Linked DNA regions of Homo sapiens: all the other regions are linked to region 3. Evidence: chromatin loops called from intact Hi-C (ENCODE). Cell type or tissue: mammary epithelial cell. All regions are shown on one strand.

Region 1 (8,000 bases), 170 kb after region 3:
GGCAGAGCTGCTAGATCATGGTGTCAGTTCAGCTTGGTTGCAGTTGGTGGTATTTGTGTTGCAATTTGCAGTAGATTTTTCATCTGATTGATAACTCTGCAATTAGGGCTTTTTGATGCAGTATGGAACATCTCTGAAAGAACAAGGGAATGATTCAGTGGTTATTTAACAAGCGATTAGATGGTCCACTTGGATCTGGCTAGGTAACACCAGAATTCCTCTGGAGGATTTATTTCCAAGGCTTCATATTGCAGTGGTGATTGCTTTCTCTTCCTATCCTCTTTAAAAAGATGTTCATTTGGAAGTGAACCTTACATCTTAGTTACTGCCATTCTACATAATTTTATCAATTTTATCAAAGTTGCATAAAGATCTCATAATCAGCAAATTCCTGCCTTTCTCCTTTCTAGCTAGTGCTTCATGAATACAGTTTAGATAATATTTTCTAGAGAATTGAATTAAGTAAGCAAACAAGAATTGAAAAGTATTTTATGTCCATGAGTACTTTTGATTTCAAGATTAACATAGAGGAAACGTTGCTGAAGGGAAAGTGCAGGCTATTCTGATTTTATGCCCTATGTTAAAATTTAACTACATTTTAGATTAATTTGAAAATTTAGAACTCTTTGTCCATTCAAAACATAATACCTTAATGACCTGTGAGGGTATTGATTGTAGAACCCATCTATAGAGTCATTTCAGCCTCTCAGGCCAGGGACCCTGATTTCTTCAGCTGCCTGGTGCTGTCTGCATGGAGGGACACAGAGTCACACGAAGCCCCCAGCATACTGGGAGAAGTCATTGCCATTGTGGTTAAGAGAATGGATGTTGGAATAGAAGCCTGGCTTTGAGTCCTGCCTACATAGCTTTCTAGCTGAGTGGCTTTGGGTAAAGCTGCTTAAACTTTCTGAGCCTCAGATTCCAGAGCAGTAGAAATAATTAAGTGAATTATTTATGGCCTGTGTTAGGATGGGCTGCACCAATATTTGCCTCTCTTTCTCAGGCTTCCCTTCTGATGGCACATTCTTCCTTAGATATATTTCTGCAATCATGTTACCATCAGATCTTGCTGGGAGCAGCTCCAGCTCCTTAGAAGGGACTGGAATCTCACCATCCATGGAGCCAAACAAGGCAGGTGACAAGTCAAGCAATAACCAGGTTGCAATTGTGGCACGTGGAGAGTGTGTCCACATTCTCGTTCATGGGGATCAGCCGCTCAGCAGTTGCAGCTAATAATTGCTTTGTAGGAATCTAGACTCGGTGGGCAGGACTTTTTTATTCTTTCAGAAGAGGAATAAAAAAATTTAGAATTCCATAATTTAAAAATGTTGGCAATTATTTTTTTTTTTCAAAAAGTATTATGTGGGTCATGTGAATCCCTTCAGCAAGATGAATGTGTGCCCTGAGATGCCAATTTGCCACGCCTGCTTTATGGTGACGTTGCATGTCTCTTCCATTGCTTTTTGAATATCTGGAAAGTGCCATTGCACAGGACTGGAATATAAGAGTGAAGTCAGAGTCCTTTCTCAAGAGTACTTCCGGTGGGTACACTAATGCATTTTATGTCGAACCATTTTGTGTTCAGTGTCCTTCTGAATGCCCCTGGTAGTACCTGCTGTGGTAAAGTCTTAAGTCTTCAGTTTGATATTCTGGACTGAGATATAATTTACATATTATAAAATTCACCTATTGGAAGTATACAAGTCAATGAATTTTAATATATTTATAGAATTGTACAGCCATCATCACAATATAATTTTAAAACATTTCTATTACCTCACAAAGAAACTTGTGCCCATTTACTTACAGTCACTCCTTGTGCCCATCCCCAGACCATAAACAACTATGAATCTACTCTCTTTTTCTATATGTTTGCTTTATTGGACATTACATGTAGGTGGAATCATACAGTGTGTGTTCTTTTGTGTCTGGCTTCTTTCACTCAGCATGTTTTCAAAGTTCATGTTATAGAATGTATCAGTACTTCATTCATTTTTCATGGCCAAATAATATATTCATTTAATTTTAGGAGTATACTAAATTTGTTTCTCCATTTACTAGTTGGTGGATATTTAGGTTGTTTCTACTTTTTGGATATTGTGAGTAATGCTGCTATGAATCCTGAAAGTTTTTTTTTTTTTTTAAATAAGACTCAACAAGGAGAATACATTATTCTGAACAGTTTGCTGTTATACCTGGAAGCAATGCAATAATCCCTGTGGGTTACTTCTGGGGCCTTGGTCTTAAACAAAGAAATACGAAAACAGTAAGAAATTCTCATTTTCTTTCCAGCAGAAAAGCTATTGTAAATTTATCATAATTTTAAAAAGTAAAACAAGTCCTTTTAGTAGGAAAACAGGGCTGGTGAATTCCTATTTTGTTATTCACAGATGCAAATTACTTACAAGCATCCACATGTACACCTGAAGAAGAGAAGACAGTCTTTTCTCTCACTTCCTTCATAGCTATTCATTTCATGGTACTAAGTCAGCAAGTTCATCGGGAGGTCATCTACACTTCTTGCATCACTGTTTAGAGGTGTACACACTAAGAACATTATTTATAGTGAGCCTGTGTGCTTATGTTGCAATCTGTTTCCCAACATGTAACGGGATTGGAAATTAATGGAAGCCTGGGTTTGTTACATGTCAGTGAGCAAATGGCAGTCAGAGCCAGTGAACTCCTAAGCATCTATTCATGTGTACAGGTGGGGCCATCACATATTTACTGAGTTGTCATTACAAAACTATCTACATTCAGAGAAAAAAAAATGTGAAAGCATGCATCACTTATGCACTTCTTTCTCTTTTTCCCTCCTCCCAGAAAGAAATCTAGAACATATCTTACCATGCTCCCTCCTTCCCTGATTGTCCATGGTCGCTATTGTGTTTGCATCCCATCTCTTTCAGCCTGGAATGTTCCCCTTCAGCTGGTCCCCCTGCCAGACTCCACTGCAGTGTCTCCCTCTCTTGCTATTTTCCCAGGTGGCTTTAGGCGCTACCTGTACCTCCTTTGTGCCTGCCTCTAGTAGAGCTGTCATCTCCTTGTTCGTAATTATTAGTGTGTGTATCTTTGTCCCCGTTGGGTTTAGAGACATTCCTGTGTCTTTTCATTCTTATAACCCAGTGCCAGGCACAGGACCTGGTGCATAGGTGGTGCTCAGAAGTACCTGTTACAGGAGGCTGGGCACGGTGGCTCACGTCTGTAATCCAACCACTTTGGGAGGCCGAGGCGGGTGGATCAGCTGAGGTTAGGAGTTCGAGACCAGCCTGGGCCAACATGGCGAAACTCCGTCTCTACTAAAAATACAAAAATTAGCCAGGCGTGGTAGTGCATGCCTGTAATCCCAGCTGCTCGAGAGACTGAGGCAGGAGAATGGCTTGAACCCAGAAGGCGAAGGTTGCAGTGAGCCTAGATCATGCCACTATACTCCAGCCTGGGCGACAGAGTGAGACTCTATCTCAAAAAAAAAAAAAAAAAAAAAAAAAAGAAGTACTTGTTATCTGAAAGCTTATGTGCTTACTTGCCCTATGAGTGAATGGGTGTCACTAAGGTTGTAAGGTCAACCCCAGCATTAACTGACTGCACAGATATGGCCAAGCAAATGTGAAGAAACTGACCATATCTCTGAGAGCTAGTGGCAGCCCTTTTACTACAGATGTGGTTCTAGGGTGCAAAGAGTTATTCAGTTCCCTCAAATCACTGGTGATATTGAAACGGCATGCTTTTGGAATTCTGTTTAGGTGCTTACAGAATGATCAAGTTAAATATTGGAAGGAAAAACAATGTCTCATCTGATTTTAACAAAAATCTAATTGTGCAGGCATTTTAGACCTATTAATTGCCCTTAGGGTTACTGAGTGATTATCATGGGAGCAATGACTGTTGAGCAGGCATAACTTTTGTCAGCTGAATTGATTTTTGTGGAAGGACCTTGTCGGAGTCCATTCTTCATACTGGTTCTTCTGCCCTGAACAACTTTAATTGTTAATGATATCTGGACTGTGGCATAAGTCTGCTTTAGATATGTGTGTAGACAAACTTATTTCTGTTGGTAGCTTTGAAAATTGCCCTAAAGCTTCTTTAGCCCATATAAAATTGTTTACCAATTACCCTTTACCCTCAAATTGAAAAGTAGATATCTTTATAGCAGATGGAGAAATCTTTTATATGGAGGGTACTGTTTGCGATTTCATCCTGGTAGCAATAATTATAAAGCTAGCTATGAATTGAAATTATTTACTTGTTTTCCTGTAAAGCCTCATGAGGACAGGTTTGCTGCTCCTTTGGAAAGGTTTTTATTTTTTGGTCTAGTGACGCTTCTTATTGTACTTGCAAAGTCCTCAAAACTTAGGTCTGGCTTCCTGGATTCCCCCAGTGCTTTTCTGTCTTAGGCCGAATAGAAGAACTTGACCTTTCTTCCCTCTCATCTACTTTTGGTGATTTAGGTTCCCCTAATTTAAAAAGTATCTTCTGTGGAATTAATTTTGTTTGTGTATCTTGCAGGTACTACTCAGTCCTCTATCCACTGGAGAGGAAAATATCTGATGCCAAGTCCCGTGAACTGGTGATGTACATCTGGGCCCATGCAGTGGTGGCCAGTGTCCCTGTGTTTGCAGTAACCAATGTGGCTGACATCTATGCCACGTCCACCTGCACGGAAGTCTGGAGCAACTCCTTGGGCCACCTGGTGTACGTTCTGGTGTATAACATCACCACGGTCATTGTGCCTGTGGTGGTGGTGTTCCTCTTCTTGATACTGATCCGACGGGCCCTGAGTGCCAGCCAGAAGAAGAAGGTCATCATAGCAGCGCTCCGGACCCCACAGAACACCATCTCTATTCCCTATGCCTCCCAGCGGGAGGCCGAGCTGCACGCCACCCTGCTCTCCATGGTGATGGTCTTCATCTTGTGTAGCGTGCCCTATGCCACCCTGGTCGTCTACCAGACTGTGCTCAATGTCCCTGACACTTCCGTCTTCTTGCTGCTCACTGCTGTTTGGCTGCCCAAAGTCTCCCTGCTGGCAAACCCTGTTCTCTTTCTTACTGTGAACAAATCTGTCCGCAAGTGCTTGATAGGGACCCTGGTGCAACTACACCACCGGTACAGTCGCCGTAATGTGGTCAGTACAGGGAGTGGCATGGCTGAGGCCAGCCTGGAACCCAGCATACGCTCGGGTAGCCAGCTCCTGGAGATGTTCCACATTGGGCAGCAGCAGATCTTTAAGCCCACAGAGGATGAGGAAGAGAGTGAGGCCAAGTACATTGGCTCAGCTGACTTCCAGGCCAAGGAGATATTTAGCACCTGCCTGGAGGGAGAGCAGGGGCCACAGTTTGCGCCCTCTGCCCCACCCCTGAGCACAGTGGACTCTGTATCCCAGGTGGCACCGGCAGCCCCTGTGGAACCTGAAACATTCCCTGATAAGTATTCCCTGCAGTTTGGCTTTGGGCCTTTTGAGTTGCCTCCTCAGTGGCTCTCAGAGACCCGAAACAGCAAGAAGCGGCTGCTTCCCCCCTTGGGCAACACCCCAGAAGAGCTGATCCAGACAAAGGTGCCCAAGGTAGGCAGGGTGGAGCGGAAGATGAGCAGAAACAATAAAGTGAGCATTTTTCCAAAGGTGGATTCCTAGCAAGGATTGTAAATTCTTGGAAGCAACGGGGAGCTTCCATATTCCCACCAGAGTGTGGGAATGCTGTGGCCATGTGATTGTATGATCTCCTTGCAACTCAGTGTGAGTTGATTCCTCCAATATGGGCCAGATGCTTTTGAATGATAGGGAAATCTACATAAAATCCAGTGTCCTCTTTATTGAGGGAGTATATGTATCCATCTCAGTGATCCATGTCCTTAGTGAAGTCCACATTATTCTCTGTGGGGACAAGAGCTGGGCAGTTTTGAATGGGTCTTGAGGTGGGTACCCCATGTGCACTTTCTGAGGATGCCTCACTTCCCTGGGCTCTGCAGAGAACACACAGAGAGAAGACTTTCAGAGCTCACAGGAGCAGGGAGCAGGAGCACTCTAAGGGAATTCCAAGATCATGATGGAGCATGGTGGCTCCAGAGAAAATGCCTGTTTGATGAACTTAAACATGTCAAACATTTTCTGTTGAGAAGGTAGGGATTTGGTGTCTTACACTGTTTCTCTGGAAGCCCCAGTCATATGACTCACTGTTTCTCCTGATACCCTTCGTCCCTTTCATTGGGATGTAGGTAAGGAATGACGATTCCTCACCTATGGTACACATGGCGATAGATGTGCCCGGGAGTAAGGGAGATATTTTGTCCTTGATAATTCTGATTTTCCCTTGGCATCACCAACGCCTCAGAGAGATACACCTGCACCCTCCAGTCAGGGTCAGTGTTGGCTGGAAAACACTGAAAAGTCTTCGCTCTGTCTTTCACCTTAAATTGTGTTTTCTCAACAAATGAGAGAGAAGCTTACGGGGGAGATGCCTGAGAGATGCCTATGGCGCTGTAGTTTTTTTTTCTTCCCTATGATCTCACATGAAAGGTGCTATGTAACAACCAGTATGAGTCAAATATATTGAAAAAATCATCTTATGCAAACTTTAGGAATTAAAAGGTATTTTTAAAATGGAGAGTTAGTGTAAGCTGGGTCCTTTGGAAACATCAAACTGAAAAGGCCTGATTTGGAAAGGTGACTCTGCCCAAAAGGTTGGCAAGAATCTGACAAAGATGGTTTCCTTCCGAGGAAGACTCCGGAACTCAGGTGTGGCCAGTCTCCTTTTCAGTCTGTTTGTACAGCTGCGGTTCTCTCTTAATTTTGGACACAGAGGAGGAACAGAACAGGGAGAAATAATCATTGTAGAGTGCCAAGGCAACATCTGACCCAGATGAGCTCTTCACTTCCTCCTTCCCTGTCGTTGTAGAGCCAGACTGGGTAGAAGAGGGAGGGCAGTGTCCTCAACTCATCAGCCTCACAAGCAATTTGGGACCCCTCTGGGGTGGATTTCACCAGGTTGAATTAGAACCGCAGATAATACTTCCCTGTTAGTGAGGACAAACCAAGCGCCAGCTCTGCCCTTTTCTCTAGAGTGTTGTGTTCTTGCTCTTGGTACTTACAGGAGCTAGTCTGGTGCCTTGAGCAAGCTTGAAGGGAAGTGGGTGTCCTCACCAGCAAACTTCCACATCTCAACTCGTGCCCTCTTTTGGCCACACTGGCCCCGTCTCTTGGAGGGAGCCCAGACCCTGTAGGGAGTTTTGTTTTCCTTTCTTCTCTTGGGTGTGGTGTCTTGTGTTTCTGAATGTGAACCCAAAGACCCTACCCCTGGAGAGGAAGCACCTTCCTCTTTGTGTTGGTCTCCTCATAGCACTGTTTGCTCACAGCAGAAACGGGGCTGCCACAGCCTCCTGCGGCTCTGCTGCCTTCTGGGCCCTGCGTGCATGGCATCTATAGCTCCTTGCCCTGATAGTCAATGCTGTGGCCCTTCAAGCTTGTCTTTCAAAGCTTTCACAATCATTACAACTTTTATCAAGGGGAATAATAATCTCTAGGAAAATTATGTCCACTTTAGGAGAATCTGTCAAGTGTAGCCACTTTGGTGTTGTTCTGATAATATACTGTATATGTACAACTTAATAAATTTTGATGAGGCAGAATCTGGTTGGGTATGTTTCTTATATATGTTTGAAGCAGATGGCTGACTACTAACAGGTCATTGCCAGGTGTATTTCTATACTCTTTGAAGAATAACATTTTAATAAAAAATTGAAAAGCAGTTTCTGAACTCAAGAAAAGTTTTATGAGCTATATTTTCTCCCCCTTTTCTCTCCCTCAAGTGATATACTGTTGGAACCTGTCTCTTCCTACATGGTCTCTGATGAAAGATATTCATTTTTTTTTTCTCATGAATGCAGATGTGGCATTTCAGTAGCATTTTCTTGTGTTGTTGCAACTAAAAGAAAATAAATTCCCTAAGGAGGAACTGCAACAGTTGAAAAAATATCACCAAGATGGGTTCCAGATTGAATTGGCGATA
Region 2 (8,000 bases), 89 kb after region 3:
ATAGAATCATATACTTTGATTTTGACTGTAAATTATACTTTTTGTTTTATTTTTAAACAGGTTTGTGGCATTTATTATGTGCCAGGCTCTAGTCTATTTGCTAAGCAAATAGAAGTTTTTGTTATTTATTGTCAATACTGAGCTCAGTGTCTGAAAGATAATTTCTTATCAGTGGTATAATATCTAAAAGCATAAATGAAACCAGCTGTGTAGTTTGTTTTATCTTTATTATCATCATTGTTACATAGCTAAAAAGATTTAAGAGGTTTTGCTCATCTATTCTTCTCTACCTCTTCAAAAAGAGGCCCAAGGCAACACTGCTACCTCCCCCTTGGGTTCTGTCTTACTCCATTAAACTCTACAATTATAAATTTGAAGGGATATATACCAGGGTGCCAAATTTAGTATATGGCCTTATGGAAGCCTAGTCAAGCCCAAGCCCAACTCATCCATGGTCTGGTGGACCTCAGCTCCAGCTCAGGTTTCTTACCATTACCAGGCCCAGAGCCATTAACTGGGCTCTGATGGTGAGAAGATTTATGTTTCTGTTTTGTCATGGGCAAAAGGATAGGAGTCAGTAAGGGTTCCTTTGTCTGGGTGATATTGAACACTTGTGTGTGTGTGGTATTTGTAGCTAGAATGAATGAATATTTGCTAAGCAAATAGAGCTTGGCACATAATAAATGCCACAAACCTGTTTAAAAATAAAATAAAAAGTATAATTTACAGTCAAAATCAAAGTATATGATTCTATACTACTCAATTTCAAAGGGCCACTCTCAGAATCTCCATACTTTCCCAGTGGTCTGCGCCTAAGGCGTATCTCCTCAGCCTTCCATTCACCTCTGTTTTGAGATCTTTGTCCTTGGTCTGTTAAGTTTCATAAACTGTAACTTTTGGCAAATGGGAAATGTCCTCACAAAGGAGTCCCTTCAGTTTTCAGTGCAATCTCTTCTATAGTGACCTGCAAAAAACCCGAATTAGAAAATTAGTGTGAATAGGTATTTTTACAAAATAAGTTGGCACTTGCTGAGCTTAATTTTTTCCTGCCTTTATGTTCACAGAAAAGAGACATTGTAAGTCTTAAGGGCAGTGGTGTGCTGGTAAATGTTTAACATCAGGCTCTCTCTAAGAAAACCCAAATTTGTAGTGGTTTGTGATTTTCGTAGGCTCTAAAAAAAGCCAGGCGTGGTGATATTTTCATATCATCATATTGAAAATGATGATCAAAATTTTCATCATTTTGAAATTGGCCATGATGAAAATATCATCATTCAAACTCCCAGTGTGACCTCACTGAAGTGGAGTTGGGCAGATATATGGACATAGGCTCTAAAACACCTCTGCAATAGGCCTTGGGTAGATGGAGAATTGAGGGGATGTGCCTTAGATCTGGCGCTTAGAGAGGCTATGGAGATGCTGAGACTAGCTTTTCTCTGTGTTTTCTTTTGTGCATACATTCATTCTACAAATATTTACTAAGCACCTGCCATGTGCCAAGCATTGCTCTAGGTACTAGGGATATAGTAGGGAACCAAACAAAGTCCTTACCTCCAAGGAGTTTGCGTCCCAGTGAAGGTATTCACAAACTTGCAATTTCACCTCCTTGGGACCCTAGCGTTCTCATATTTGGGACAGTTAGAGTCAAGGTCCCATAACACTTTAATGTTTTGTTTTGTTTTATTTTATTTTATTTTATTTTATTTTATTTTATTTTATTTTATTTTATTTTATTTTATTTTTGAGATGGAATTTTGCTGTTATTGCCCAGGCTGGAGTGCAATGGCACAATCTCAGCTCACTGCAACCTCCACCTCCTGGGTTCAAGTGATTCTCCTGCCTCATTCCCCCAAGTAGCTGGGATTACAGGTGTGCGCCACCATGCCTGGCTATTTTTATATTTTTAGTAGAGATGAAGTTTCTCCATGTTAGTCAGGCTGGTCTCGAATTTCCAACCTCAGGTGATCCACCCACCTCAGCCTCCCAAAGTGTTGGGATTACAGGCGTAAACCACTGTGGCCGGCCAATACTTTAATTTATTAAATGAAGGAAATAGCATGGGCCTATTTTAGTTTTCCTAGTTGTAAAGCAGGGATTATGGAGGAGGAGGTAGAATTGCTCTCTGAATTGTCTCCATCTTGGAGTCACAGAGATCTAAACCTTGCAATGTCAGGAGCACTGGCTTATCTTACATGGGAAACTCATGGTAGATAAAGCTTAGTTAGAAAGTTTGTTGTGTAGATTCTCTGATGCCCTCTCCAGGCTGATAAGGTTCTAACGTAATCTCTGGTGATCAGCCTTTGTCCTTCCTGGATTCCTTTTTAAATAGCTGGTGCCTCAAGGGGGAAAATTGGAGAGCAGGGATGATAAGAGTCTTGCTGGGAGTTCCAGTCCCCTAACTAACCCAGAGGAGGTGACTGTTTATCGCAAACAATTACCTGTCTCATTAAAAGTTATCACAGCTAGAAGCTTATGGAGTGGATAAGCTTCTGGAAATGGAAATTGTGTCTAAGAATCGGGAAGGTTCATATCCTCAAGATGGGTAGGAAAGGGATTGATGAGGCTACTCTGATGGTAGAACTCTGGAGAGAAAGATGATTTACACATTGTAGGGGAAGAAAAAAAATGTTCTCTTTACCTTTCTGAATTCTGGGCTGGGACCCTTGTAACAAAAGGTAGATTAAGAGGAGAAGAATAAGCTGGGCAAGGTGGCTCAAACATGTAATCCCAGCACTTTGGAAGTCCAAGGCAGGAGGATCAGTTGAGGCCAGGAGTTTGAGGTTATGGTGAGTTATGATCACAGCATGGCACTACAGCTTGGGCAACAGAGCAAGAGTCTTAGCCAAGTGTGATGGCCTGTGCCTGTAGTCCTAGCTGCTTGGGGGACTGAGGTGAGAGGATTGCTTGAGCCCAGGAGTTTAAGGATACAGAGAGCTATGATCATGTCGCTACACTCCAGCCTGAGCAACAGGGTGAGACCTTGTCTCCAAACAAACAAACAAAAAAAACAAATAAAAAGCAGATTCCCTTCACCCCCCAAAAAAACCAACAAGAGAAAAGCAAGAAGTTAACACATATGTGTTATATGTATATGGGAGATACCAGAGAAGTGAATAGATCTCAAAGAGGTGGCTTAGTACTCTGGCTTTACAGCATTTTCAACAAAGAACAGTAAATATTTAGATAAATGACTGCAGAAAGGGAAAGGACCTTGAGTCTCTAGGCGTGGCAAACTGTGGGAAGACAAATAAAATACATGGGAAACTCCTGGTAGATAAAGCTAAGTTAGAAAGTTTGTTGTGTAGATTCATTCCTCTGGTGCCCTCTCCAGGCTGGTGATCAGCCTTTGTCCTTCCTAGACTCCTTTGCAGATAGGAGGATGGCAGAGAGCTTCTTTTATATCTGCATCTTCCCAGTTGCCTTCAACTCCAAATAATCCTTATGCCAAAGTGGCATATTTTGGGATGGCATATTCAGCTACCCTTCAACATACTCCTCTGGAAGAGGATTTAGGATTCTCAGTAAAGAACTTTGAATCTTTCCGCTTGAAAATCATTGTGCCAGGCTTACTAATAGGTGGTATGATTTGAGCGGGTGAGATTTTCTTCTAGGAAAATAAGTCCTCAGGAAATTCCAGAAGCTTTAGACAAGTAAAAGCAGAAAGGAGACAAGCTTTTTTTTTTTTTTTTTTAAATTTAAATTAACTGTTGGATGCTGCATAAATCCTGGTCAGGTTTGCATGATTCTGCAGAGCCTCTGCCTTTGCTGTTTTTCACCTGTTGGATGAATGATTCATTTGCCCCTGCTGTTTCTCACCTGTTGGATGAATGATGCTGCTGTTTTACACAGCGGCATTCCAGCAAATGTGGGTGGTGGGCCATTCACCTCTTTGTGTTGATCTGGAAATATGCATTGTTCCATTTATGCCTGAGCCACCTCAGTCTTCCTCATTAGCAAGGACTTACATATGCACTATGCTGGCTTGGAATTTAATTCTTGACTGTGCTGTTTTTAACCAAATAAGGAAAACCCTGGCCTTTTTCTGCTTCTAGGACCCAGCCACTTTTGAGTTGCCAGTGTGTTTCCAAGTATGGATTTTGGATTACCTGCATCAGAACCACTTCCTGTGCTTGTTAAAAATATTCATTTCTGGGATGCACTCCCAATCTACTGAACCACAGCCTCTGGAGTGAGGCTTAGGAATTTGCATTTTTAATATGTTTCTCAGGTAATTCATAGGTACATCAAAGTTTGAGAATCACTGGTTTAGACTCATAGAATATTAGAGAGGAAATAACCTCGTGTTCCCTTGGGGTCCCAACGTATGGCCCATTGGAACAAATGCAGACTGCTTGATGCTGGAGTTAAGCCTGGGAAAGGTTGGTAGCATACTTTTTCCATTTAAATTAGGAATTAGGATACCCACACAATCTGGTAGGTCAGTAAGGACAAAGCCCCCTCTTAAGGATCACTATTATGTGACACCTTGCTATTAGCAGGCCCAGGTCTGTCATTACAGTTGAAGGTGAACATAATTAATTACAGGCATTTCATTTTCAGCTGTTACAGTTTAATTCTCCTAATGTTATATTATGGAACCGGAACATTTGCATAATAATTTACAAAGGAGATCAGTGTGAGTAAGCACTTTTTGTGCCTTTGACTCAAGCTTTGTCACTCTAATTAGTATTCGTGTGCCAAGTGTGGATTCTCTCAACTCATTAAAATTTTTGAGATCATTCAGGCTTCACACTTAGATGTTTCAGACCATTTGGCCCACCGTTGAGGGAAAAACAACACAGATATCTTAACTTGGTCCAATGCTGTAATTTTATAGATGTGAAAATCAAGATGGGGGTGGGGGATGAAGTGACTTGTGCAAGCATGTCAGGGCTGGAACAAGTCCCCAGGTTGTGCTGCTTCTAGGTGGGTGTTCTTTCCTTCTTACTGCTGACACTCAGCAGGAGGGAAGTATACCTGTAAAATTCTCTGCTGAGTCTTACAGTTCCTGGTAGGCAAAGTCTAATATTCCCATTTCTTTCTTTCTTTTTTTTTTTGAGACAGAATTTCACTCTTGTTGCTCAGGCTGGAGTGCAATGGCACGATCTGGGCTCACCGCAACCTCCTACTCCCGGGTTCAAGTGATTCTCCTGCCCCAGCCTCCCGAGTAGCTGGGATTACAGGCGCCCGCCACCATGCCTGGCTAATTTTGTATTTTTATTAGAGACGAGGTTTCTCCATGTTGGTGAGTCTCATCTCAAACTCCCGACCTCAGGTGATCCACCCACCTTGGCCTCCCAAAATGTTGGGATTACAGGCATGAGCCACTGTGCCTGGCCTAATATTCCCATTTCTAAAGATGCATTGTTTAGTGTTCCCTTGTGAAAGCAGGGAAATTGCATTGAATTGTCTATTCAGTATGAGACTTGGAGAAACTGTCTTTCTCTTGTCTTCTACATCAGTGTCTTGTTCTACATCACTTTTTGAGATAGGTACAGTGCATGGCTGAAACATGTAATTATTTTTCTTTCTTGCCATAAGCAAATGGAATCAGCAATCTATTATTTTCTATTTTTCTTACATATAACAAGATCCAGAAGATATATGCATAGCAACAAAAAAGGACATTGTGTGATTACAAAATTCCTATGATAAATCTTTATTCAGAAATAAAGATTCTGAAATAAAGATTGCTTCATACCTAGATGAAGCAATCTAGACCAGGGGACTGCCCTCAGTGCCTGTGAGAGCAGGTGTGTTGTAATTATCAAGTCCTGTGATAATTGTGCTACACTTAATTAATTGGAAGACTTGTCTCTAATTTACTTTGGAGACCTCCAGGTGATTCAGTTAATGGGGTAGAGCAAGGAGGTGGGGGATGGATTTGTTTTTATTTTGCATTTCCATTTTTCCTTCTTACTCCCTGATTTGCTTTGGAGGCCATCCTGGCTTTTAAAAAGGGCACAAATATATTTCTTATGTGGAATTGGCAGGAAACACACTCTGTTGAACAGAGCAATGCTAGAGGGTTAGCTTGATTCCCTCAGAGGTTGCTGAGGAGCTGGTATATCTTTATGTCCTCTTTTCAAATGCTCTTTGAGGTTGTTGCTAAAGTAGTTTTTTTATAATAGAGTGTGTGATCAATCCTTTTGGGGAAATATGGGTAACATAAGTCAATTGTGAAGAGTAAGTTTGATGGCAAACGATCGGGAACTTAGAACTATTTCTTGAAGGGAAAAAAACTGAAGTTAGTAGACAGTTTGAGGTTTAAGTTGATGGTTTTTGACTTGTAGAACTTAGCAAAAACTTTAAATGTTCTTTATCCTGTGGCAGCCTCTGCTCCTTGCCTACTCAGTATCCATGCTTTTATTATTCCTTATTTAAAGGACCCCGGTTTTGTTTAGGGCAACAATGTGCCCAGATAAAAATACCTTCCAGACTCTTGTGCAGAGTGGGGGTGGCTGTGTCACCAGGTCTGACCAGCGGGTTGTGAGTGGAAGTTTACTGGGTGGAGCTCTGAAATGCTATTTTTCCTGGTAAAAATGAAAAGCTGGGGCATGTCTTTTGCCCTTGGCCTTGACCCTTTCCCCCTTCTGCCTGGTATACAACACCTAAGGATACATTCTGCCTGGATACAACACCTAGGGTTAGAATAACCATCTTGCAACTATGAGAACACAAACCATGTGGGAAGAATGGCAGGGAGGAAATTAGAAGTCTAGGTCCTTGCCATAATGACTTCTTTGAGCAGCTGCCCCAGCCCTCTTCTGGAATGTGGGTTACATGAGAAAAACAACCTTTATCAATTAAGCCATTGTAGTTGGATTTCTGATACATAAAGTCAAATACAAACTTGGAAAACTGCTAGTTAGGTGGTCCTTATACAAGGTGTGTTTAATCATAGTATAATTCAATGGACAGTTTAGCTTATTACATAGAGTTGGAAATTTTGGATATAGAGAGATTCCCATGTCTGCTAGGCTTATTTTTTGGAAATTACAATATGCAGAAACTTTCCAAATATTGGTCCACGTAAGGCAGTGCCTAACAGCAATTGGGTATTACCTGCACTGTTTGCAGCTCTTTGCTGAAGGAGTATTATGTCAAAAGTCAGAGGGATTAGGAGCCAACAAGTTAGTGTGACCCCTTGTTTGAAGGGAGTGGGCCCAGAGGGGTTTGCCTACAACCCACAGGTAAGCTCTGTGAGCACGACCTGGTAACTGCTTCTGAGAGATGTTTGGAGTTCTTTTATTTTTCCTCTTCTGGGGCAGAGATGTTGGTCCAGGATCACATCCGTCCATAAATCTGTTACCTTATTTGAGGCAGTTCCATTGAGCAGGCTTTCTTGAATACATTCATTAATCAGCAAATAACCATATTTCTGAATAAAGATTTATCATAGGAATTTTGTAATCACACAGTGTCCTTTTTTGTTGCTATGCATGTATCTTCTGGATCTTGTTATATGTAAGAAAAATAGAAAACAATAGATTGCTGATCCCATTTGCTTATGGCAAGAAAGGAAAATAATTACATGGTGAACGTTCCAGGACCTTTAGACCTATGAAGAAGAAAATTGTCCAAGGACCACACAGAATATTGTAGAGAGTATTTATGTGCCATCATGATGTTTCTCAGACTTTTAGCAACTGCAGACCACCTAGACACTGCTTTATGTACGAGTAGACCATAATTTGAGGTAAATTTTTAAGAAGTAAAAAAATTTTAATAATGAAAAACTTGTTTGATAAATGAGATGGGGGAAACTTTGGGAGGTGATGGATATATTTGTCTTTCCTTCATGGTGGTAATGGTTTCACGAGTGTATACCCCAAACTATTTGAATTGTGTACATTAAATATGTATAGCTTTTTTCATGTTACTCATACCTCAATGAAGTGTTTTTTTTTAAAAAGCATGCTTGAAAATTAATAGTAAACGTTTCTCATATCAGTGAAAGATAGTATAATTCTGAAGTAAAATATCTAATATTTAGCTAT
Region 3 (8,000 bases):
GGTTAGTATGTGAGGCCAGGAGTCCTATTATTGTGTTAGCAACAGTTGCATTAACTATTTCAAAAATTACTGCCTTTAATAAAAACAACCTCAAGCTCTATTTGTATTCACAATTGACATCTGGATTGGGTTTATGTTTGATGCATTGTTTGGAAAATTTGCAATACAAACTGGCATAAGAATTATTTATTCTGATGATGTACTTTTATGTACTTTTTATTAGAAAGTAGAACTAATTATAGATTTTCAGCTTGATGGATTTTCAGTTTTTTCTGAAGAATTTTCTTTACCATTAGTCTTCAAATTGGATACCATTGTGCACTGTTATACTTCAGAGAAAGGGTAAGCGTACGTCTATTTCAGTTCCTATGAGGTAGCTGCAACCCTTAAAAATGAAATGTCAACTCTAGGGTACATTGACGTTGAAAGAATAGTTAGGAAATAACTTCGTTTTGATGGGGTCATGATTAAGAAATGATATATCAGTTTTATTTATGGAATGTTTTATAGTGCATACAAATCAGCGACTAGCCAGCAAATATTTTTCTTTGAGCTTATGAAAGCTCTGTATTCTTTTGCCTTCAATCTGTTGTCTTCAAAACAAACAAAAAAGAGCTTCTTGCGCCTTCCCCTCCCCTCTTTTCTTCCTTTTTCTTTTTGCTTGTATGCACAAGATAGGACTTATTTCATAAGAAACAAAATGTCAGTATTTTCTTAAGCCGTGATGTGAAACCAACATGGTACAGAACACTAAATTTTGGTCCCGTGGCTGAAACTTGAGACTGACTAAAAGTAATGCCTGTGAAACTTGATATCTATCTGGGATGGCCATTTGATTTCTAAGAGGAATTTTGTATACTCCACAGAACTCCTGTCTATAGTAAAATTGATTTTCAGTTTTAAATGTGGGCAAAAAGACATTTTCTCCAAGATTTCAAAACTAATTCTTATTTTTAAATGGTTTACCAAAATTTGTCAGTACATTTTACATGTAGAAGCATTTTAAAAATAATTTCTAGCAAGCACTTGACAAGCTCCCCTCTTTGAATAAAATAATTTCTCATAATTAAGCAGCAGAAGATCTATCTTTACAAAGTATGAGGGATGCCAGATGTTGATAAACTTACTCTTTCTTAATCTGGACAAAGTAAACTTAACAGATTTTTCTGATGAGCATGTTTTATGAATCTTCCATTGTGCTCCATTCTATCACATGTGCATTTTTCATGTTAAACTGCAATTACTTAATCTCTTCCCCTATCCTTCTAAATTAATTTTCTGAAGTTGGAGTGTAGTCTTTTCCCCCTTAGGCTACGCATTAATCAAAGCTTTCTTTTCACCATGATTTTATAACGTCTAGTACATAATATTTCTACTTCCCACATCTTTGCTTTACACAGTCACCTTGCCCTTCCTCCCACCACCTAACAAAAAAGATGGTCATACTAACAGGTGAAGTGTATAAGGTGTCTGTGTGTTTTGTGTAGCTTCAGAGTTACATTGAAATTACCAGGCACAGACTTAGTCTTGTCATTTTGTTTACACATTGGGGAAAACAAATCAGTTTGTTAAACGTTTCATGTAACTGCACCGAAGTTTTGCCAACCTGGAAACTTGGATCTTTTCTGTGTAGTGACTTTTTAATTATAGTTTTCACAACCTGGAGATCAGACTGTTGCTTTCACATGATGTATGTAGTGTCTCACGACTGAAGTTTGCTTTGTTTTATAGTATCTGTACTCGTATTTTTCAAAAGCTATTTTGTCAACAGATGATGTATTTCTCCATTGAAAACACAACTAAAAAAACAGCACAATCTCAAAAAAAAATTATGAGATTTTTTGTGATTTTTTTGTTTGTTTAGCTTATCAGCTATCATTAGTGTTAGTATATTTTATGTGTGGCCCAAGACAATTCTTCTACCAGTGTAGCCAAGGGAAGACAAAAGCTTGGACACCCCTGCATTATAGGATCACGATACACAGTGTGAAAACACTGTTCTAGAGGATGGTCTATGAAAATAAGGAATCAAGATTAATTGACGTGGGACAGACCAAGGTAACTCCATGATGAGGTAACTCCATAAATGCAAATCTAGTTCATTAATTTGCATTCAATTCTTATCCCCAACCATATAAAGTTTCCCAAACCCTTAGAAAACTGTTTTCATCACATACAAAAATGCAGTGTCTCAACTGACTCCTCTCTTCTAAAAGGAGGTATGTTTTACTATGTGGATAAATAAAGAAGGTCTATAAATAAACACAGGTAGAATATATTTTAAATGAATAATCATCTTTTAAAATTTATGGTTTCTATATCTGAATATCAGATTAAAGCCTTAATACTTTACCTAAGGTTTATGACATCAGACGTCAATTATATCACGAATAAAATGATATAATTTCTATTCATATATATACCTGATTCTGACTTTTACTGTTCTCATCTTCATTGTCAAAGATAATATCACTTTCAGAATCTGAAGCAGGCCTGAAAAAGGGAAACAGAAATACTAAAGGAACAGAAATCCCTATTATCATTATAAACATGGACATTTTTAAATACTAGAAAGCACAAGAGGCTACAGACATCACACCATGAGCCCACAGGCATCAATGTATACTCTACACTGTGCTGATTTGTACTTGCTATTATGCAAAACACAGAACCCTTGATTTAATAAAAATTAGCCAGATTAAGTTTCCTCAAAAAATTTAATAGTGAAGAGTAATCATAAACTGTATCCACTTGGATAAAATAAAACAAAATCATGAAAGTAAACATCCAGGGTGGATTCTGAGAAGCATAAAATTTAGGATCATAATTATTGGTTTGGTACCTTTGGGGGCTGCAGTTGGCACTGTATCAAGACTCCAAATTAGTTCTTAAATGTTTCACAGGGTTGCAAGCCCTTATCCAAAGGAATGTCCTATGAGAAATTCTATTCAATGTATAAGATGAGGTATTGAATTTTCCTTTTTCCATGGCTTGGATTTTGGAGATCTTTTGAAAATAGCGGGAAAAAAAATCCTTTAGATTAGGGGTCCCAAACCTCCAGGCCATGGACAGGTACAGGTCCACTGCCTGTTAGGGCCGCACAGCCGGAGGTGAGCAAGCATTAAGGCCTGAGCTCCACCTCCTGTCAGATCAGCAGCCGCATTAGATTCTCATAGGAGCGCAAACACTATTGTGAACTGTGCACACGAGGGATCCAGGTTGTGCGCTTTTTCAGCAGTCATTATGAGACTCTAATGCCTGATGATGTAAGGTGGAACAGTTTCATCCCGAAACTATTTCCCTAACACCCGTCTGTGGAAAAATTGTCTTCTATGAAACCAGTCCCTGGTGCCTAAAAACGCTGGGGACCGCTCCTTTAGATTGCATTTGGTTACTCTCTAAAAGTGGTGGTTTTGTTTTGTTTTTGTTTTTGTTTTTAAACATGGTCAACACGTCTGGATTTCTAAATGAATCCCCTTTTCCCTGGCTTGGACTTGGTGGGGATTAATGTTGGGGGGCATTCGCTGGCCCGGGAGGCGGATGTTGCAGCCAAGGACGCGCCACTGACCTCCAGCCTGGGTGACAGAGCAAGACCCTATCTCAAAAAAGGAAAGAAAGAAAAGAAGGAAAGAAGGAAGGAAGGAAATGAAAGGAAAAAGGAAAAAAAAATAAAGAAAGGAAACTAGGGGGCGCATCAGAGGCAGCTGGTCCGCGCCGTGCGCTTACAGGAAGGACTGGGAGAAGACGCCACCGTGCTCGTCCTCGTCGTCGTCCTCGTCATCGCTGGAGCCCGGGCCGGTGGCGGGGAAACGGGCACTGGCCGAGCGCTCGCCCGAAGTGCTCCACTCCACCGAGCTGCTGAGGATGGGTGGCGGCGCGGCGGCCTCTACGCTGTCCAGGCCGTCTGTGTCGCTCGCCGGCTGCCCGCGTGCAGCTCGGTCATCCTTGGCCAGGGGCCCGGAGTCCGGGGGCGGCGTCCCCGGTCCCGCCGGCCGCTCGTGCCGCTCGATCCAGGCGTTGTAGTAGCGCACAATGTTCTCATGGTGCAGCCGTGACAGCAGTGTCACTTCGCCCTTGATCCTGCGGAACTGCCGGCTGGCCGGGTTGATGGGGATGCGCTTCACTGCGTAGCAGCAGCCGTCCAACTTGTTCTGCACCTGCGGCACAGCCAGGGGAAGGTCAGCCGCTCGGAGCCTTGCACAAACAGGCATTTGCACCGCACCCCATCCCCTCCCAAGGAAAGCGTGAAGTTCTAAATGAGTCCCACAGCTACAGTCAAGAACCACATGCCTGAAATTCTTAAACTGAAGAAAGCTTTGACTGCCACAAAATTCAGAAAACAGCCCACCCGACTCTAGATATATTTAGCTTGCTGGGAGACCCTGGGGAAAACATAATCTCCATTTTAATAATTAATTTTACTGACAGTTACCTCCCTGCTTTTCCAATGTATCTGCTATCTAAATTTCTAAGTGTCTTGATTTTAAGATTAAAAATTATTTTCTAAAGTCAGTGTAAAGTTTCAGATGATTTTAGTTTCTCTCTGATTTTTTTTTACACTTAAAGTCACTAAAAACAAATTAAACACCAAAAATATTAACAGACCTGAACACAAAGGTTAATTCCTTGATTTCTAAAGCCGTGTGAACTTGGGAAAATTACTTAATTTCCTTGAGACTCAATTTTCTTATCTTTAAAATGGCATTTATACCATTTCCACTACCCCAAATGGTGACTGTAAAGCACTTGTATCAAGGCCTCACAGAGAAAGGTGCTTAGCTTAGTCAATAACAGCAATTGCTATTAACACAATCACTGCCCATTGATTTTGTTATATACCTAAGATGATGTATACTGAAACCAGAACAATACAATTAACAACACAGTAAAATAATAAGAAAGCAAGAAAACGTTGCAAAGGCAAGTCCTCCCATCCTACATAGAGGCATCCTTATGCCAGGCAGTTTCACTATGTAATTGGGGTGACTGAAGTAACTTTTACAGAGTCTTATTCACTGAAACCTTGTAGTCACATCCGTGCAGGTCAACTGAGGTGATGATATACTCTAGAAAAGCAAATGCCATGTGGCCATGGGTGGCAGGAGAAATTAGTTGATTACAAAACACAAAACAGAATATCATTCTCTTGTTTGGCTCACAAGTTTCAATTAAACTAATAAAAGTCTAAGTGAAGTCCTGGGAATAAGAAGGAAGTACTACAAAATTGAGTTTCAGATTATCTTTTTTTGTATGGAAATAGTGACAAGAACACACACTTTGTAGTACAACAGAGGTGGGTCTGAATGCTGGTTTTATCTCCCTTATCTCAGGCAAAGGACATAACCTTCTCTGAGCTTCAGTTCCCTCATCTAGGGAATGAGGATCATACCCATCTCGTAAGAATGTCCTGAGATTTAAAGACAAGGTTTGTAAATCACCTGGCACACAATCTGAAATATGGCAGGTGCTCCAAAAAATGATAGCCCTGTGTTCTTTTACTGCCACATTAATAGGGAAGAGGACAGTGTAGGGCGGGAGGTGGGGATCTTGGCATTGCCTTTCGATCTCCTGTCTCAGTACACATCATATACGAACTGGGTTGGGAGTAAAGCTTGCTATACTGGAAACCCCTAGGAATTCATTTACTGAAGTGAAAAGGTGCAGAAACAGTAATGGGTCCAACTGCTAATGAATGCCAGATCACTGGGCAGGCTGCCCTACTCTGACACAGAAGCACAGAGGTAGGAGGTGAGGGCTGTGGATTCTCACAGGGAGAAACTACTGGAAACCGTGGGGGCTTAAGTTACTCAGATGTTTTTGTTATATGAGCTTGCCTATCATTATTAAGTACTTGTAAAGAGATGAAATTTGTTACTATTCTACGTTCAAGAATTTAAAATAGAATGAAGTTAAAGGATTTGATCAAAATGATATTGTGTTAAAGGGACAGTATACGCTTCAATCATCCCCTCCTCTTAGACATAATTATGATCTTTCTGATCAGGACATCTGTCTTGCTTGTCTGTCTTTTACCACAGGAAAACTAATTTAATTCCTTTTTTAGTGTAAAAGTTTTTCTACAGTAACAGTAATGCTTCCTAATGATACTCTCAGAATCCTTAACAGACAATATACTCAGTTGATGGTGGGTTACCTTCATATGTGAAAGATGACATGTACTGTATATGGACTTAATACAATAATCTGGGTCTCCTAATTTACAAAGAAATACTTCTATTATATAAAAACAGCTGAAACCTCTTTCTACAAGGGGCAGATAATAATAAAAGTCACCCAAATAGACTAGAACGAAGAAAGGAAGACCCAACAACAGTGTACCTTAATAATACATCGCTACTTTCCTGTCCCAATAATAGCTGGAAAATAAAAGCCATCGAGACCTGCTGGGGCCATCTCCCAGTTTGAAGTCCATCTCTCTTCTAACCTTAGAACCTTTTTATCTACAGCAACTCTAACAGCAAACAGGAGAAAAAAAGAACAATGTTCTTTCTGAACCAAAGCACACAAAAATGTTCTTTCTGTGGAGGTCTTGATTCCACTTGAAGTGCTGTTATAACCATGTGTGTTTCATGTTAATGCTCCACATGAAGCAAGGAAAGAGGAGTGGGACAATTCTCAACTGTGTCCAGCGTAACTTAAATAAAACCTTTAACTCCAGGAAGGTGAGGATGAGCATAGTATCCAACAGCCATATTCACTTCCCTCCCCACTCCCAAAATAAAAGTAAAGTCCATGAGTCTTTGTGGAAATGGAACAGAGAAGGAGCTCTAAAGGGGACTGGGAATGACTCTGTACCACACCTTGATGACAGCTCCAAAAGCTCCTTTACCAAGAAGTTGTAATTCTTCAAACTCAATGAAGTATCGGGAAAACTGTCTCTGTGTCTCACTAAAGAAGGCAGCACTGGGTAGCCGGTTGCTAGGAATAACAGTCTCAACATAATCTTGTCCTTCAGAATCTGAGATAAAACAGGGAGTAAGAGGCACATGAGGCATTGGAAATTTAGGAAGAGCTACATAGCCAACAATGATGGAAGCCCTGGAAGAAGAGCTCCAACCAGTAGTTTGAAAAATTACCTCTTACCTGAGTGGCCTTTTAAAACTTTTCCTCACCTTGCCCTCCTTAAAGTAGGCAGAAATATATAATTAGCCCAAGTTTACAGGTGGGGGATTATATAGAATAAGTGACTTAACTATAGAGCTAGAACCAAAACTCAGGTCTCATGATCCATCCCAATCTCTACCGAGGTTCCTTAATCTCAGGTGCAGCAGGAAAAATCTAGTTACATGGCACTATGGGTGACTAAACACTACAAGAGACTACAGCAATGGACATTCATTCCATCAATAGAGACTAGAAAAATCAGGGTGGCAAAACAGTCCCATGCACATGGCACACATCAAACTAATGGATTTAGTTCAGAATAAAAGACATAAAATAACACATGCAGCCCCTTCCAGTTTTTGGTTTATGTATACTTTCAAAATAATTTAATGTCAAACAGGTTACCAAATAAAGAAAGGTAACAGACTCACCTTCAGGACTTTGTTCCACTAGAGGCATTTTTGGCTGGGGATTTATAAAGCTGTGTTTCAACAACTGCTGGGGACTCCATCTTTCCTTGTCATCCAAGCACACACATCTCGGTGAGAGGGAAGGAAGAATCTTAGCATCACAAACAATCAGTGCTAAACTAGTTAATCCAAGGCATTAACTATGGGTTTATTTTTTAAAGATACACATTATAGAATTCATGTTACTCAAAGACCAGAATGTACTCTCATAGGTGAATTTAAATTAATAAACATTCCTGCAGGATTTACATGCTATGCGACAGGCTGGGTACAAGAGGCGAATCAAAAAAAGGCATCTCTAGATGAGAAGACTTACCCTCATGGAACAATTTTTTAAAAGTCTAAGGTAGCACAAGTAGGCTATAAATTTTCACCTCGATGAACAGTTTAATGCCTTGTCATGCC

The links. Peaks named below come from ENCODE experiments on the same cell type or tissue, not always from the same donor. Only the 100,000 strongest peaks of a DNase experiment are listed, where the experiment ranks them.
Region 1: it touches region 3 in a loop (8-fold over the local background); 3 of 110 quality-filtered maps call a loop at or near these places.
Region 2: it touches region 3 in a loop (14-fold over the local background); 18 of 110 quality-filtered maps call a loop at or near these places.

Annotation. Positions count from the first base shown.
Region 1 is chr15:39,798,761-39,806,760 of GRCh38, reverse strand. GPR176 (G protein-coupled receptor 176) reads left to right here. Exons shown (of 3, transcript NM_007223.3): 3 at 4,507-7,753. The coding sequence ends at 5,629. Among named protein-coding and RNA genes, the nearest start is that of FSIP1, 20 kb to the right of the region's middle. In mammary epithelial cell, a CTCF peak has its summit at 4,685 (motif pointing left); a DNase peak (open chromatin) is centred at 2,510; H3K27ac peaks cover 738 bases.
Region 2 is chr15:39,883,291-39,891,290 of GRCh38, reverse strand. All of the region lies in intron 1 of GPR176 (G protein-coupled receptor 176), which reads left to right. Among named protein-coding and RNA genes, the nearest start is that of GPR176, 33 kb to the left of the region's middle. RefSeq lists enhancers at 3,563-4,093, 4,626-5,157, 5,158-5,690, 5,970-6,639, 6,640-7,310. In mammary epithelial cell, a CTCF peak has its summit at 3,324 (motif pointing left); a DNase peak (open chromatin) is centred at 3,300; H3K27ac peaks cover 1,059 bases.
Region 3 is chr15:39,972,571-39,980,570 of GRCh38, reverse strand. EIF2AK4 (eukaryotic translation initiation factor 2 alpha kinase 4) reads right to left here. Exons shown (of 39, transcript NM_001013703.4): 10 at 7,557-7,663; 11 at 6,822-6,979; 12 at 3,727-4,157; 13 at 2,424-2,493. Among named protein-coding and RNA genes, the nearest start is that of EIF2AK4, 42 kb to the right of the region's middle. In mammary epithelial cell, a CTCF peak has its summit at 3,689; no DNase peak of the experiment used is centred here; H3K4me3 peaks cover 564 bases; H3K27ac peaks cover 473 bases.